Linked DNA regions of Homo sapiens: region 1 is linked to region 2. The links are chromatin loops, found by intact Hi-C in ENCODE. Cell type or tissue: gastrocnemius medialis. All regions are shown on one strand. Each heading gives the region's core, and the rest is flanking DNA. Links, peaks and the distances in the headings are about the cores only.

Region 1 (2,767 bases), core at 1-2,500, 82 kb before region 2:
CAGGGGTAGGAATTGGCCAGATGGATCAGCAGGGGATCTAACTTATATCAATAGAATGTACAGAGGCAAGAGAGAGCATCTTCCCTTCCAGGGAGTTGTAAGTGGCCTGATGGGCTATAGCACAAGATATGGGAGGGCTGTTGAAAATGAGGTGGAATGGTATTGTTCTTCTTCATATAGGAACTATGTGTCTGTGGGTTATCGGGAACCATTGCAGAATTTTAAGCAGGGGGTAATGAAATCCCTATCTGTGTTTGAGGGGATAGACTGAAGGAAGAGAGTTTGGAGGCCAGGAAACCCCAGAAAAACCTTGAGTTAAAAGGCTTATGCAGGGATAAAATTTAGTTTCTTATGGTCCCTTTGTGAACATACTGGTATTTCAGCTCATTGAACCAGCAGCTGTTTATTTAGTGCCTACCTTGTGATATAGCCTTGTTCTTTGAACACCTGAAGGCTCACTGAATTTTAGTGATGGGTAGACTTTGTTCAAAGTGCTCTCTGATGAAATGGCTATGACTGGCCTCTTTATTCTCTTTGTCCCCTATGATCTTAGCACCACAAATACCTCTGAAGGTCCTATTCCTAGAGTGTTTGGGAGCACCTGGGTAGGACAGACCATACTTAGACAGCCCAGGGAGGACATAGTAAGTGGTGGAAGGAAAAGGATTCTGCTTAGGTTTTCCTTTGCTGGCTGTCATATCATGCTTCCATCTGCTTCACATGCTGTGGTATGACCACTTAAAGAATCTAAGTACCCTTCAATGACAAAATTCCTGTGGTTCCTGGGATTGCTAAGCCTCATAGAAGCTCTGGAACACCTGCTGTGCTCTGCCTTGCCTCCAGGGCCCAGAGAACCCAGCTACTGTCTTTATGCCAAGGACACAAAATTCATTGACTGAAACCTGGGGCTGCTGAAGGACTCAGCATTGAAGTCATGCTGTTGAGTCCCTCCAGCCTCCTTTAAGGCTTGCTTAGTCCATCCAGGGGAGCTCTTTCCCTCTCAGGCTGAGCCCGTATCCTTTTCTCAGATCTTACTGGCTTACTAGTATTCCACTGTCCAAACCAGTTAACCTGAGGGAGGAAAAGGAGAAGGATTGGCTGGCTTTACTCACTACCTTTTCTAGTTATTTCCTCAGTACAACTCCTTGCCCTCTCTGGACTGTTGAGCAACGTGTTCTCTTTTCTCTGCCTGCAGATGTCCCAGTTCATCGTCCAGTGCCTGAACCCTTACCGGAAACCTGACTGCAAAGTGGGAAGAATTACCACAACTGAAGACTTTAAACATCTGGCTCGCAAGGTACTCCCCTTGCTTTTGGTAGCCCACCAGGCAATGTTCTGGGCAAACTGTGTACCTTCTAAGAAGCCCTTTTCATCATAGAAAGTATTTTTTTTTTTCTTGTCAGATGTCAGAGCTGGGGACCCAGGAACGGGGAGGGAAGGTTTGGGGAGGGATGCGTACCTTACATGACAGCAGTAGTTCTCTAAGAAATTTTCAGAGCTCAGCTTGTCCTTTCTGGTGATCATAGCACCAGCCTGCCCCAACATCTACCCCCTTATTAACTTCCTGTCTTGGTGAGAAGGGCCCTGAAGCAGCAGGCTGGATTACCACCCCTGTCCTCCCCCTCATATAATTTCTGCTCTGATTGGTGGCTGTGGTCTCTCTTCCTGTGCCCTGGACAGCTGACTCACGGTGTTATGAATAAGGAGCTGAAGTACTGTAAGAATCCTGAGGACCTGGAGTGCAATGAGAATGTGAAACACAAAACCAAGGAGTACATTAAGAAGTACATGCAGAAGTTTGGGGCTGTTTACAAACCCAAAGAGGACACTGAATTAGAGTGACTGTTGGGCCAGGGTGGGAGGATGGGTGGTCAGGTAAGACAGACTCTAGGGAGAGGAAATCCTGTGGGCCTTTCTGTCCCACCCCTGTCAGCACTGTGCTACTGATGATACATCACCCTGGGGAATTCAACCCTGCAGATGTCAACTGAAGGCCACAAAAATGAACTCCATCTACAAGTGATTACCTAGTTGTGAGCTGTTGGCATGTGGTTAGAAGCCATCAGAGGTGCAAGGGCTTAGAAAAGACCCTGGCCAGACCTGACTCCACTCTTAAACCTGGGTCTTCTCCTTGGCGGTGCTGTCAGCGCACAGACCCATGCGCATCCCCACCCACAACCCTTTACCCTGATGATCTGTATTATATTTTAATGTATATGTGAATATATTGAAAATAATTTGTTTTTTCCTGGTTTTTGTTTGGTTTTCGTTTTGCTTTTAGCCTCTACATGCTAGGATCACAGGAAGACTTTGTAAGGACAGTTTAAGTTCTCCTGCAAGGTTTAATTTGTTATCATGTAAATATTCTAAAGCAGGCTGCCTTGTGGTTTTGGCCAGCCTTGTGCTATGTTGATAAGATTGATTTACTGCTTAAAATCACTTTACTTTATCCAATTTTTACTGAACTTTTTATGTAAAAAAATAAAATCAATTAAAGAACTTGGCATGTGTGTTCCCTAAAAGTTAATCAAGCATATTTGTGTGTAATGATGTCACTGGAAGAAGGAGAGATAGTGAGTGGCCTTAGGTGTGTGAAGTCCAAGGTTAATCCCTGTGATTGGATTTTATTACAGGACTTGTTCATTCTCCACAGGTCCTACTATGACTGGGGCAGACATTTGCACATTTGCCAGGTGACTGACACTTGTAGGCTTGGGATCTTTTGGCTGTGCTCAGGCATTGGGTCAATTTGCACATGCATTCCAGA
Region 2 (2,803 bases), core at 46-2,545:
GTCCATCTGCCTCAGTTACTCTCCAGGTCACTCAGTGTCCCCTGCCTGGTGGTCAGTTCCATATATTGATGTAGCTAGTTCATCATGCTTTAAATTTTTTTTTTCTGCTTTAATTTAGGGACTTAGGGGAAGAACACATGTTGAGAAGATTCTTGGTTCAGCAGCAGTCCCTGAAATGAAAGGACATAGACAGATGGAGTAAGGTCAAGCTTTGGAAGCAGTTCCCGGGTTTGAGGCCAAGCCCTGCCAGTTAATTTTCTAACCCTGGGCAAGTCACATTGCCTCAGTGAGCCGCAGAATCTTCAACCAAAGGTGGAAAAAAATGAAATAAAACTTGCTTCACCTGACGAACAGAGCAAATGCCATACCTGTTTGCCCAGCTAGTGCTGGGGCTCTGGGCAGAAGGAAGGCACCGTGAGGTCCTCCCGAGAGAGTGAAAGGACTCTGGACACACCTCGAAAAGGCAGAAGTAACTTTTACATAAAGCATGTGCCAGCTTTGCAAATAAGGCAACAGTTGGGGGAAATGTGAGGCAATGGATGGGAGTAGAAATAAGGAAATGTGACTTAGAAGTTTGTGATTAGGAACCACTTTGTAGAGCCTCGCTTATTTGCTGCATTAGATAGTCCTTGGAAATAAGCTGAGTGGTCTCATTTTGCAGATTCATTTGTCTAACCAGATACACTGTAGGGCCAGGGTTTGTGGCTAAGTAAATGAAAATCCAGCAGGATTGGAGGGAGCCACCCCAGGACCTTGCCCCTCACCAGCCATCTTGAAGAGCCACTCGCCTGCCTGCCTGTGTTCCTGCCCCACTGCCTGAGGAGACCTTTTCAGAATTATGTTAGCTATTCTAACAGTTCCTTTGCCTTTCCTTATGCATTTTATAGTTAGCTTGTTAATATCTATTAGAAAAAGCTTGCTGGGATTTTGATAGAATTGCATTGAATCTATAGATCCAGATTCCTTTTTAAAATTTGTATTATTCTCCTAGGATAAATCCTGTCCTATCCCCATACAACCAAATCCCCATTGGGTGGGAGTGAGCTCCAGCAGCTCCACCAGCCCAGGCTCTGTGGGAAGAAAGGATGCATTCCTACCCCTAGATGGGCCCTACTTCTCTGGGCTGACTCTTCCCTGTCTCTGCCAGCCCTCTTGTAGCTAACTCTGTAGAGGCATGGATGACTCATCCCTAAGGCAGCTCCCTTCCCCCAGCCCCCTGTGTACTGCCCAGATAAGATGTGCCCTGGAAAGCTGGCCCATGGAAGAGGGCATTCAGGGGCGTTCATGTCAGTGTCAGCTGCTTAGCTGCTTTTTTTTTTTTTAAAAAGCTCTCCGTCACTTCTTCCTGATGGGAGGTTGGCTGATATGTGCCATGGAGGCATGTCTAGGGCAGCGTTTGTGGCTGACAGCCATTGCCACCCTGCCTTGTGGGATGGATGGACTGTTGGGTTGGGGCTGACAGGTGGGAGGAGAAGGGAGGAGGCACTTAACCAGGAGCACTCGCCTCCTCCTATGCCAGAAAGTGCCTGAACAAGCAAGTCCCGACCTCCCAACCTCCACAGCCACCACCTCCCTGTGGCTTTGTATGGAGGTCTGCACACAGCTGGAAAAGTCGGTCACCATCAGAGATAGTTGTTTGACCGGTGCTGGGTGTCACATATTGCAAAAGCAATGAGGCCACTAGCCTTCCTTCTTCAGAGATGGAAAATCTGTTCCCCAGCTCAATGTGTGCATGACCCTCTTGTGGAGAGACTTCCCACCCCAGCTAAGGCCCAGCCCTGGCCCAGTGCCCAAACCCTTGAGTCCAGCCAATGCCAGGCCTCTCTGCTCTGTGTGCTGGGCCCCACTGATGGTTTCCACACACCAGGGTGTATCACAGATCATGGTTGTTTGATCCATGACATCAGCTTGATTTGGCATGCATTGTTCCACCGTAGTGGTACCGACCAGGGCGGCTCCCATCACGCCTCCTGAGTTCTTTCAGTCCCACTGTAGAGGATGTCTACATCTGGTGATGTCCCAGTCATGGGCAGTGGAGATCTCCTGCTGAAGCAGCAGCACAGGGACCCACGACTGCCTCGTTTTTCCTGACCCTGTTTCTTGGGAATAGGCCTGGGAATGTGGGAGAATGAATCAAGAGAGAACTGGTTTAAGGAAGATGGTGAAGCCGACTCACCATGTGCTGGCACCGGGCACCTCCCTTCTGGGTAGGGTGGGGTAGGAGCACAGCTGAATCCTTTCTGTGTGCATTAAGTCTTGATATCTTGTATGTCCTGATCTCAGCTTCCAAAGCCCCTCTTATGAAGTCTTCACCTCTGTTCTGGGACTAATGTGATCTGCATTTATAGGTGAAGAAACTACAGTCCAGGCAGGTGAAGTGACTTGGCTAAAATTTCCTTGGCTAAAATCCTCCAACTTTTGAAAGGGAGTGGAGCTGGCACTGAGACCCCTCCCTGTGTGGGGAAAAGAGTCTTTGGCAGAGTGCAGCAGCTGCTGGCAGTTTGCCACTCAGGGCAGCCTTATGGGGTTGAGCACCATCCACTTTCCCAGAGTGGTCTGTGGGCTAGATTGGGCCCTGGGAGGGTGAGGGGCAGTGGGCTATGCAGGCCCCTGTCCCCCAACATCTGGGTCCCACATGGCCAGTGTGACCAATCCAGTTCTCACCTTATGGGCCCTTTGGGGCTTAGCTCATCTGCCATAAACGTTTACTCCTCTCCTGTTTTAAAATTTAAATTGATATTTACAACCGGGTGCTGTGGCTCACGCCTGTAATCCCAGCACTTTGGGAGGCTGAGGCAGGAGA

What was found. A loop is a pair of places that touch in the nucleus more often than their neighbours do. Peaks named below come from ENCODE experiments on the same cell type or tissue, not always from the same donor. Only the 100,000 strongest peaks of a DNase experiment are listed, where the experiment ranks them.
Region 1: it touches region 2 in a loop (2.2-fold over the local background); 9 of 110 quality-filtered maps call a loop at or near these places.

Annotation. Positions count from the first base shown.
Region 1 is chr3:47,016,168-47,018,934 of GRCh38, reverse strand. SETD2 (SET domain containing 2, histone lysine methyltransferase) reads left to right here. Exons shown (of 21, transcript NM_014159.7): 20 at 1,196-1,297; 21 at 1,681-2,499. The coding sequence ends at 1,842. Among named protein-coding and RNA genes, the nearest start is that of NBEAL2, 38 kb to the right of the region's middle. In gastrocnemius medialis, for the core only: no CTCF peak of the experiment used is centred there; no DNase peak of the experiment used is centred there; H3K27ac peaks cover 2,500 bases.
Region 2 is chr3:46,934,026-46,936,828 of GRCh38, reverse strand. The region is part of intron 2 of CCDC12 (coiled-coil domain containing 12); the gene reads left to right. LOC124909375 (a long non-coding RNA gene) reads left to right here. Exons shown (of 2, transcript XR_007095901.1): 2 at 119-347. Among named protein-coding and RNA genes, the nearest start is that of CCDC12, 41 kb to the left of the region's middle. RefSeq lists enhancers at 1,036-1,330, 2,297-2,803. In gastrocnemius medialis, for the core only: a CTCF peak has its summit at 1,086; DNase peaks (open chromatin) are centred at 1,188 and 1,815; H3K27ac peaks cover 2,500 bases.